Regions from separate parts of the Homo sapiens genome. Here region 1 is linked to region 2. Evidence: chromatin loops called from intact Hi-C (ENCODE). Cell type or tissue: OCI-LY7. All regions are shown on one strand. Region 1 overlaps BCR (BCR activator of RhoGEF and GTPase). Region 2 overlaps BCR (BCR activator of RhoGEF and GTPase).

Region 1 (5,000 bases), 61 kb after region 2:
CTGTACAATTCTATTTATATGACATTCGGAAAAGTGCTAAACTGTAAGGGGAGAAAGCACATCAGTGGTGTCGTGGGCTGCAAGTAGGAGAAATGCCTACAAGGAACAAGGGGTAATGCAAGTTTCTGGGGTGATAGGCCTGCTGTGTATCTTGATGAAGGTAATGGCTACAGAACGCTGTCACACCTCACAGAACAGTATACCAAGAGTGACTTTCATTGTCTGTAAATTACACCTGAATGCACATACGTGCACATATACAACCATCAAATGACATCATGACATCTTTCAAGCCTTTAATTTTTTTTTTTTTTTTCTTTTTGAGACAGGGTCTTACTCTGTCACCCAGGCTGGAGTACAGTGGCACAATTGTGGCTCACCGCAACCTCGACCTCCCGGGCTCAAGCTATCTTCCCACCTCAGTTTCTCAAGCGGCCAGGACTATAGGTCCATGCCACCATGCCCAGCTAATTTTCAAATTTTTTTGTAGAGATGGGGTCTCACTTTGTTGCCCAGGCTGCTCTCAAATTCCTGGGCTCAAGCAATCCTCCTGCCTCAGCCTCCCGGTAATACAGGTGTGAGCTGCTGTGCCCAGCCTAAGTCTTTAAGATGTTTGAAAAAGAACAGATAATTCACAAGATATGTATTTTTGTTTTACCTTCAACCCATAATTTCTTTTTTCTAGGGTAAAAATTACTATAATTGGAAATTTGTTGAAACAGTAAAGGAAGTTAGTTGAAAAACAAATAGCTGTTAAGTGGGTGAGGGGCAAATAATGTAAAAATCTGATATGTGAAAAATACCATTGAGTAGGGGCGCAGTGGTGCATGTCTGTAATCACAGTTACTCAGGGGGCTAAGGCAGGAGGATGGCCTGAGGCCAGGAGGTTGAGACCAGCCTGGGCAACACAGCAAGACCCCATCTCTAAAAAAATTAAAAAATAGGCTGGGCGCGGATCACAAGGTCAGGAGATCAAGACCATCCTGGCTAACACGGTGAAACCCCGTTTCTACTGAAAATACAAAAAATTAGCCAGGTGTGGTGGCGGGTGCCTGTAGTCCCAGCTACTTGGGAGGCTGAGGCAGAATGGTGTGAACCCGGGAGGCAGGGGAGGTTGCAGTGAGCCGAGATCGCGCCACTGCACTCCAGCCTGGGCAACAGAGCGAGACTCCATCTCAAAAAAATAAAATAAAAATGAATAAATAAATTAGCAAACAAGCCACGAAATTTGTACACCCATGTTCCTGCCAACATTATTCACAACAGCCAAAAGGTGGAGGCAACCCAAGTGTCTACTGGCAGAGAGATGGATAAACAAAATGTGTGTCTACCAATGGAATATTATTCAGCTTTAAAAAGAAAAGAGATTCTTTTTTTTTGAGACAGAGTCTCACTCTGTAGCCCAAGCTGGAGTGCAGTGGCGTGATCTCGGCTCACTGCAACCTTCACCTCTGGGGCTCAAGCGATTCTCCTGCCTCAGCCTCCCAAGTAGCTGAGACTAGAGGCGTGTGCCACCACACCCGGTTCATTTTTTTGTATTTTTAGTAGAGATGGGGTCTCATGATGTTGTCCTGGGTGGTCTTGAACTCCTGAGCTCAGGTGATCCACACTTCGGCCTACCAAAGTGCTGGGATTACAGGCGTGAGCCACCGCGCCCGGCTAAAAGAAAGGAGATTCTAATGCATGCTACAACACCGATGAACCTTGAGGACATGACGTTACGTGAAATAAGCCAGGAACAAAAGACGAAGGCTATATGAATCCACTCATATGAAGTACCTCGATTAGCCAAATCCATACAGAAAGTAGAACAGTGGTTGCCGCGGGGAGGGGAAATGGAAAGCCTATATTTAATGAGTCCAGAAGCTTTTTTTGGTTTGTTTTTAGACGGAGTCTCGCTCTGTTGCCCAGGCTGGAGTGCAGTGGACCGATCTCAGTTCGCTGCAACCTCCGCCTCCCGGGTTCAAGCGATTCTCCTGCCTCAGCCTCCTGAGGAGCTGGGATTACAGGCGCCCGCTACCATGCCTGGCTAATTATTTTGTATTTTTAGTAGAGACGGGGTTTCACCACGTTGGCCAGACTGGTCTTGAACTCCTGACTTCAGGTGGTCTGCCCGCCTCGAACTCCCAAAGTGCTGGGATTATAGGCATGAGCCACAGTGCCTGGCTGAGTCCAGAGTTTTTGTTGTACAAGACAAAAACATTCAGTGACAGATGGTGATGGCTGAACAACATGAACATACTCAACACCACTGAACTGTGTTATTTTTAAATGGTTAAGATGGTAAATGTTACATGTATTTTACCTTGATTAAAAAAAAAACATAAAATCAAATGAAAAATCCCAATGACTATCTCCCACAGTCCACCATGCATGCTCTGGGCCTGGTAAGTGGGGGTCACAAACTTCAACCCGCACCAGACAGAGCTTCAGTGTCACACAGACACGGCACAGGTGAAAGGGACAAGGCCCTCGAGGGGGAAGGGCTGCTCTCCTGCACTGCCAGCCGGGTGGGTTCCAGCCCAAGGTTCTCACAAATGCCAGAGGGCCCAATTGAGGTTTCTGAACAGCTGCCCACACAAGCCTCACGGGGTACCAACTGAAGCATGAAGCTCTGCAAACACGAAGCTCCAGCGTGTCTGTTTTGCACAGACACAAAACATCATTCTGTCTAGACAGGTGCTCGGCAACAGGAGACCAGGAGCCAATGAGCCAAAGCAAAGGTGGGTACAGATGGGCACACCTGCCTCAGCCAGGGCAGCCGGGGTCTGCTGTCCAGCTGTGTGTATGGGGTGCATAGGCCATCAGGTGTCACAGGCACACACGGGGTGTAGGGCACTGAGCAGGGCCTATGGCAGTCGCACACTCCATGCTCACTCCATCCTCCATGCAGAAGTCTTCTCTGGCCTCTGGGGGTCAACACCAGACCACCCCACATCATCACTAGCTGGTCTCTCACCCCAACACCATATGCCAGCTATCCCAAGTGTCTGAGAAACCTGTGGCAGGCCAGGCTGTTAGGCTCTTTCATTCCTTTGTGACAGTCCCTGCTTAGAAGGCCTCTCCTCCTCCCCTACAATGGCCTAACATACTCCTTTTGTTTGTTTTGTTTTTCAGAGACAGGGTCTGTCTCTGTCGCCCAGGCTAGAGTGCAGTGGTGCAATCACAGCTCAATGTAGCCTCAAACTCCTGGGCTCAAGCGATCCTCCCAACTCAGCCTCCAGAGTAGCTGGAACTACAGGTGTGCACCAAAACACCTGGCTAATTTTTAATTTTTTGTAAAGACAGCGTCTTGCTATGTTGCTTAGGCTGGTTTTGAACTCCTGGGCTCAAGCGACCCTCCCAACTCAGCCTCCCAAAGTACTGGGATTACAATATACTCCTTTTGAGTCCATTCAAGATCCAACTAATGGGCCATCCTCTCCTTAATGTCTTCCTTCTGCTAACCCAGCAGAGTCAGTCACTTCTCAGTGCCTGGTTGGTACTCACTTCCATCCCAGCACCCCTTTATCAGCTGTTTTTAATATATGTCTATGGGTTCCTTGAGGTCAAGGACAAAGTCAAGGCCTAAGCATTGTGCTTGGACCCCAGTAGGTGTCACATCAACTTCAAATGAACAGATGAATGGTTGGAGGATGAATGGATGGATGAATAGGTGATGACTGAATGGATGCATGTTTGGATGGATGAGTGAATAATGGATAGTTCAATGTTGAATGGATGGATGGTTGGCTGGATGTTAGACAGATGATGGATGGATGGATGGAGGGAGGGAGGGAGGGAGGGAGGGAGGGAGGAATGAATGGATGACAGAGGGATGAATAGATTTAGTTGGATGGATGATGAATAAAGAATAGTTAAATGGATGGTTGTATGACTGGTTGGATGGATGGGTGGATAGATAAATAGATAAATGTTTGGATCTTGGATTGATGATGAATAGATGGATAGATGGATGGCTTGGATGAATGATGGAATGGCTCAAGCACAGCTACCCCTTTCTCAGGAACATCTGCTGCTAGGAAATAAGAGGAGCAAGTTTGCTCATCTTGGGGCTTGAAAAGGTTTCTGAGTTTTAACACCCTGTTCTCTCAATGTGGAAGGGTTTTTTGGTAACTTTAATCAATGAATGACTATTTTCTTAACTTTTTTTTTTTTTTTTGAGACGGAGTCTCGCTATGTTGCCCAGGCTGGAGTGCAGTGGCACAATCTCGGCTCACTGCAAGCTCCGCCTCCTGGGTTCATGCCATTCTCCTGCCTCAGCCTCCCGAGTAGCTGGGATTACAGGTGCCCGCCACCACGCCCGGCTACTTTTTTTTTGTATTTTTAGTAGAGACATGGTTTCACCGTGTAAGCCAGGATGGTCCCGATCTCCTGACCTCGTGATCCGCCCACCTTGGCCTCCCAAAGTGCTGGGATTACAGGCGTGAGCCACCGCCCCCAGCCTATTTTCTTAGCTTTTTATCCTGGAAAATTTCAAACAAATACAAAAGTAAGAGCACAGCATCATGAATGCCCATTACCCCATCATTTGGCTTCAACGATTATTAGCTCATGGCCAGCCTTGTTTCAGGGAATATTCATTCAGCCCTGGGAAGCAGCAGGAAACAGGGAAGAGAAAGGGAAGTTAGAAACCAAGTGACCATCTCTCATCCAGCTTTTCCTCCTCCGGCAACTTCTCTGAGGAAAGAATCCTCATGGGGTTTGGAAGACTACCCTACCTGCCTCACAGGTTCTATAGGAGAGAAGCTCCTGTGAGCTCCTGAGCACAGATGTGAGACGCCCACACCTGGCTCTGTCATCGATTGCATCACCACCAGGCATTTGGAGGCAGCTCGCTGTGAAACACAGGTTGGCAAACTGCAGCCCACAGGCCAAATCCAGCCCACTGCCACCTGTTTTCATGTGACCTAGGCCTTAAGAATGCTCTTTATAGTTTCACATGCTCACATTCCAAATGGTTATGTAAGTATCCACAAAGTAGCATCGATTTTGCCTCT
Region 2 (5,000 bases):
GTAGCTCACACCTGTAATCCCAGCACTTTGGGAGGCCAAGGCACTTTAGGTCAGGAGTTCAGACAAGCCTGACCAATACGGAGGGAAACCCCATCTCTATTAAAAATACAAAAATTAGCTGGCTGTGGTGGTGTGTGCCTGTAATCCCAGCTACTCGGGAGGCTGAGGCAGGAGGATCACTTGAACCCGGGAAGTGGAGGTTGCAGTGAGCCAAAACTCCGCCTCAAAAAAAAAAAATCCTCCTTATGAGGCCACTGGGGTCAACAGGATAACATTTAAGTCAATTTAAGCAGCACCTTGTTGCTAATGTTGGTGGCAAACTGGTCCTGATGGTATCCTTCCCTGCCCTCCCTGAGCTGTTCTTTCCTCGTGCCCACTCTATCTGAAGAGAGAACAGGGAAGGCACCAAGGGATGACCCAAGTGGGCACTGTGTCTGCTTTTCCACAACGCCCCCTCTGCCAGCAGCAGCCTCCCTGACGAGGGCACACAGAGACCTCAGCATGCAGAACTCACTTTCCAGAGAGTTCTTGGTCGTTGGATCCTTGGCATCTTTGTTGCTTCTGGCTCTCAGGTTCTGCAGAGAGAAAAGCGCATGTTCACACAGATGACAGAAGCAGCTTTGATGATGCAGACAGTTCCCCCTTTGGCAACAATTTCAGCTTTCCCTCACTACAACAAACCCCAGGTGCATTCTGAGCTGATAATGAAGTCACAGGGTGTGCAGGGACCCACGAGCAAGCCGAGCACGCAGGATGCCCTGGATGCTGCGGTCCACCTGGGACAGGGCTTCTCAGCCAGGTCACTGTTGACATTTTGGGCTACAGATTCTCTGAGCAGCTGTCCTGGGCACCTTAGGGTGCTGAGCAGCTGCCCTGGCCTCTACCTATAGGTACAGGAGCACGTCTGCCTTCCTGCTGTTTTGACAACCAAAATGTCTCCAGGCATTGCCAAGTGTCCCTTGTGAACAAAATCACGCCTGGCTGAGATCCTCTGACACAGAGGATCCTGTAAATGGAGGCCAACAGGAGCATGCTCCTAAACACACGTCACTGTTTTCTTGGGGCAATTAGACAGCATGCAGGGGGCTGCCAGTTCCGAAGAGCACCCATCTTTGGAGACGGCCAGGGCAGGCCCACCACTGCAGACTGACACTGGATTATACCTCCACCTGCCCTCTCCGGATCTGCAAGTGTACTTACTAAAAAATGAGGTGCTAAGATTCCCAGGGCAAAAGCAGGGCTTGTAAGTGAATAGCCTAGGCTGTTTTGATACAATTGTGTTGAAAGCATCACTGGAGAAGTGCAGAATAAAAGATCCCTGTGTGCCTAAAATCCTCTGGGAAGGAGCTGAGATTAATTCCTGGTACTAAGCTTCTGAACAAAAGCATAAACAGAGACAGAAGAGGTTCTGAGGTTGCTCTGCCAACCTCTTGTGCTGCAGGAAACATCTCAAGACCAGACGAAAGTGTTTTCCAGCTCACTGGGGCCAAACGCTGCCATGCACTTTGGTACCTTTCCTGAGAGTTTAACAGCCCTCGCAGTGACTGTTCTTCTGTATATCTGACTCAGCAGTTCCCAAAGGGTGTAAGGGGGTGGGAGAGCCAAACAAAAGACTGCAAAAACCAGGTGCTGGGCTCACAAGAGCCTGGGAGGCGGCCCACGTGTCCGTGGACAGTGTGATGCTTGGGAGTTATCTAGGAGCTCCAGGAAAACCTGCCTCAAGAAAACTTGTGAGTTTGGTTTAACCCTGCATTTCCCAAACTGGCCTGACTCCCAAAGCCCTTTTCATGTAATTCCTATTCCTACCGTCTGGAGAGCTGGTGTTCCATGGAACCAGATCTAACTGGATGCTGCCCATCTCTCAGGACTGTCCCAGGAGAAGACGGACACTACTCCACTCCTTCCTGTACTTGAGGGTGATCTTCGAACTCCCACGCCTGAGCACTGACCCCCCAACACCTCTGCAGGGCTTGCTGCTTTCTCTTCCTTGCGTTTGACTCTGCTTTCTTTGGGTGGCTCCAATTCCTCTGGGTCTTTTTTGAAACACAGAGAACCAAAGTGCATGTCGCCCTGATGGTGCAGGTGCCACAAACTTTCACGGTGGGTCGGTTTGCAGCTGGTCCTGAGCCCCATCCCACTCCCTGCATCTCAACCATGGCTCAGAATCCACTGGTGCATGGTTGGTGGCACCACGTGATCCCCAGGTGGCGTCCCATGGTGTTTCCTCCCTCCTCTGCAGAAACCTGTCTGGGTGGACTTGAACTTGCCCGCTTAACTGTAACCTGTTCTTAAAAGATCAGGTCCCTGATTTGTCAAGGTCACTTGAAATTCGATGCCACCATTCCAGCTGTGGGGGAGGAGGGTTGCTCATTTAATGAAAAAGGAAAAGAGAACAGATTGAATGGTCCAGAGGGAGGCTGGCAGTGGGGAGGGAGCTGGAGCCCCGGATACATGCAGAGCCTGTTACCAGCAGCACCTGGCGGAGCAGGGTGCCCCACAGACTCTGGAAGAACAGAGCGGCAGGTACTGTCACCACTGGAGACATCAGAGCGAAGCCCGTGATGCTCCATCCGGTGATAAACAATAAGACGGCACAAAGCCTCAGCAACAAAGCCCAGGGGTGACAGCTGAGGGTGTCCCAGCAAGGGTGACCGCATTCACTCCCTATTTCTAGTGCCCATGCCTCTTTCTAACCCTGCGGTTCTCACACGGAGGGCTTTCTGCTCAGAACCCTTGCTGGGTGGGGGAAAGCCAAGTCAGAAGGCAAAGCTACAGCGAGATGGGGGGCTCATGAAGAGGCAAGGGCCTCCAAAGAGGAAAATGTCGCAGAGTGACCACCAGGCAGACACAGGCTGGAGAAGGGCAGAAAGAACCCCAGTCTGGAGTGCAGACCCAGGGGTGTGGCTGGGTTCTGGTTCTGGCTGGGCCACCAGCCTTCTGAATGGCCCATTCATGGTCTCTGTTTCTGAATGACTCTTTCGAGGCCCTGGGCGCTAACACCACATGGTTTGAGGTTTCAGCTTCCTGGGGCTAAATGCAGGCAGGGAGTCAGCAGCCTCTCAGACCTGGGGCCTGGGTTAGTGCAGCTCCAACCTGTCGCTTTGCTCCCCACATGGGTCCACAGAGCACAGGTGCCATGAGCCCTCGCCCCACGGCGCTAGCCCCTCAATGCTTCCTCAATGCTCTCAAGGTCTCTGGCAGGCTAGAAAAGGAAGAGTGGGCCACCTCCGGCCTCGCCTCCAGTGCCAGGTACAAAGTCAGCCTCAGGACTCTTGTGGAGAGAGCTGCTCACAGGCAGAACTACAGACACCCCTCACTGCAGACAGACAGTGCAAAGAGTGTCCCCGGAACTCGGCAACCCCCAGAATCAGGCCCTCGCCCCCGGGGAGGCAGGACGCCCTGTGGGCTGCTCCTTCGGTCTGCGCACAACAGCATCCCCAGCACAGGGCTGACGCAACGAACCCAACAGAATCTGGAAACAGCTGGGGTTCACGACCAGATCTTGATCTGGTGCACTCTGTTCTCCTCGGGAGGTGGAGGGTACAGGTGGGAGTCAGCGGTGCACCTGTCTGAACGGCATCAAGGCATTACCTCGGAGATTTCTGCAAACTGAGCATTGGCCTGACAGCACTTCTCAGCCATTTCCATGGCAACTCCGTAGTTGTCCACGAAGGCCCGGTACACACCCAGCTGGCTGGCCTGAGGGGGAGGAAGGAAGAGAGAGTGGGACAGGTGCTGCTGCTCCCCCATCTTTCTGAAGAGCAGGCTCCCGTGCACAGCTCTGCAGAAACTCCAGGGACAGCAGACGGCACACAGGCTGCAGAGGCCTCGGCGCTTCCGTGCTGCTCCCTCCCACCTGCTCCCCTCCCCACGCACCCAGCACACTTCCCGCTCCCAAAATGACATGCTGAGAAGTGACTCACGGCGCCAGGCAGGTAACAGTTCCCTTCCAGAGCTACTTATTCCTCCCACCCCATTCGCTGAAATGGTGCCATGAGCGGCAGCTGAAGTTTGAGGTTGTCAGTGAATCTGGACAAGTGTCTGTGCTCAGCACTTTCCCATTCTGGCTGCAAGAGTGTACCCTGGACACAGAGGTCACCCCCTTTCCCACCCATGGTGTTCCACGCATGTCCAGTCCCTTCAGACACATAAGAAATGCCAAGTCCGGCCGTCTTTGCAGAAGAGAGCCTCCCACTGCACAGACACAAGCCCATCCTGGGCCTGGTGAGGGTGCTCAGGTGTCATGCTACACACCTGGTGGGGGGAGACCGACCGGCTGTAAGGCGAGAGGTGTTGTTTGTTCTTTATTAAACCAATGGCAATAATAGATCTCCTCACTGCACCTCCAGCTCAGACACACACTCGATTCAGCAACAACTTGTGTGAGTGCAGCAGACACTGCCATCTCTGGGCCCCACAACACCTTTATGGGCAGCGAGGGAAAAATCAGCAAACCTAGGCCTGGGGAGTATAAGGGCAGACCCAGGAGATGCACTGGTCAGGGCTGGAGACTCCCACTGTAGCTGACTGCAAGCTGGAAGCCCAAGGCATTCACGGCTCCTGGTGTTTGTTTTGTGTCAAACCTAAATTTTATTTCCATGTGCATTTGCATTTATATTGAATTTTATGTTTCTACAGATGACAATCCCAGATGCTGGATAAACCAGGCACCCTTGGCACTGTCTGATCTTCTGGCCCTGCTCCCTACAAGGGCTGCAAGAAGGGTCTTAGAGTGTACGAGGAAAGGGTAGCAGCTGGAAGACACCTGCCAGGCCCCTGCCATGCTGACCACCTGGAGGAGTCCTTGCATCCTCCAATTCTAGGTTCTTCCTCATCCGTGCAGTGATGAGGCCCAGAGCTCTTCCTTCTTTCCCTCCTCCCTCCTTTGCAAGTCACTGAGTGCCTCCCAGCCTTGGTACAAAGCAGCCAAGGGCCTGCTTTAGGCCTTGTCACCGCAGTGGTAAACAATTCAGACACGGCGCTGCCCTCTGAAGCTGGTG

What was found. Hi-C counts contacts between places; a loop is a spot of excess contacts. Peaks named below come from ENCODE experiments on the same cell type or tissue, not always from the same donor. Only the 100,000 strongest peaks of a DNase experiment are listed, where the experiment ranks them.
Region 1: it touches region 2 in a loop (8-fold over the local background); 8 of 110 quality-filtered maps call a loop at or near these places.

What each region holds. Positions count from the first base shown.
Region 1 is chr22:23,205,739-23,210,738 of GRCh38, reverse strand. The region is part of intron 1 of BCR (BCR activator of RhoGEF and GTPase); the gene reads right to left. Among named protein-coding and RNA genes, the nearest start is that of BCR, 28 kb to the right of the region's middle. In OCI-LY7, no CTCF peak of the experiment used is centred here; DNase peaks (open chromatin) are centred at 2,608 and 4,829; H3K4me3 peaks cover 772 bases; H3K27ac peaks cover 2,390 bases.
Region 2 is chr22:23,267,107-23,272,106 of GRCh38, reverse strand. It overlaps BCR (BCR activator of RhoGEF and GTPase), which reads right to left. Exons shown (of 23, transcript NM_004327.4): 5 at 3,592-3,699; 6 at 515-575. Among named protein-coding and RNA genes, the nearest start is that of LINC02556, 57 kb to the left of the region's middle. RefSeq lists a silencer at 2,897-2,946 and an enhancer at 2,321-2,991. In OCI-LY7, no CTCF peak of the experiment used is centred here; DNase peaks (open chromatin) are centred at 2,146, 2,556, 3,046, 3,606 and 3 weaker places; H3K4me3 peaks cover 4,012 bases; H3K27ac peaks cover 4,842 bases.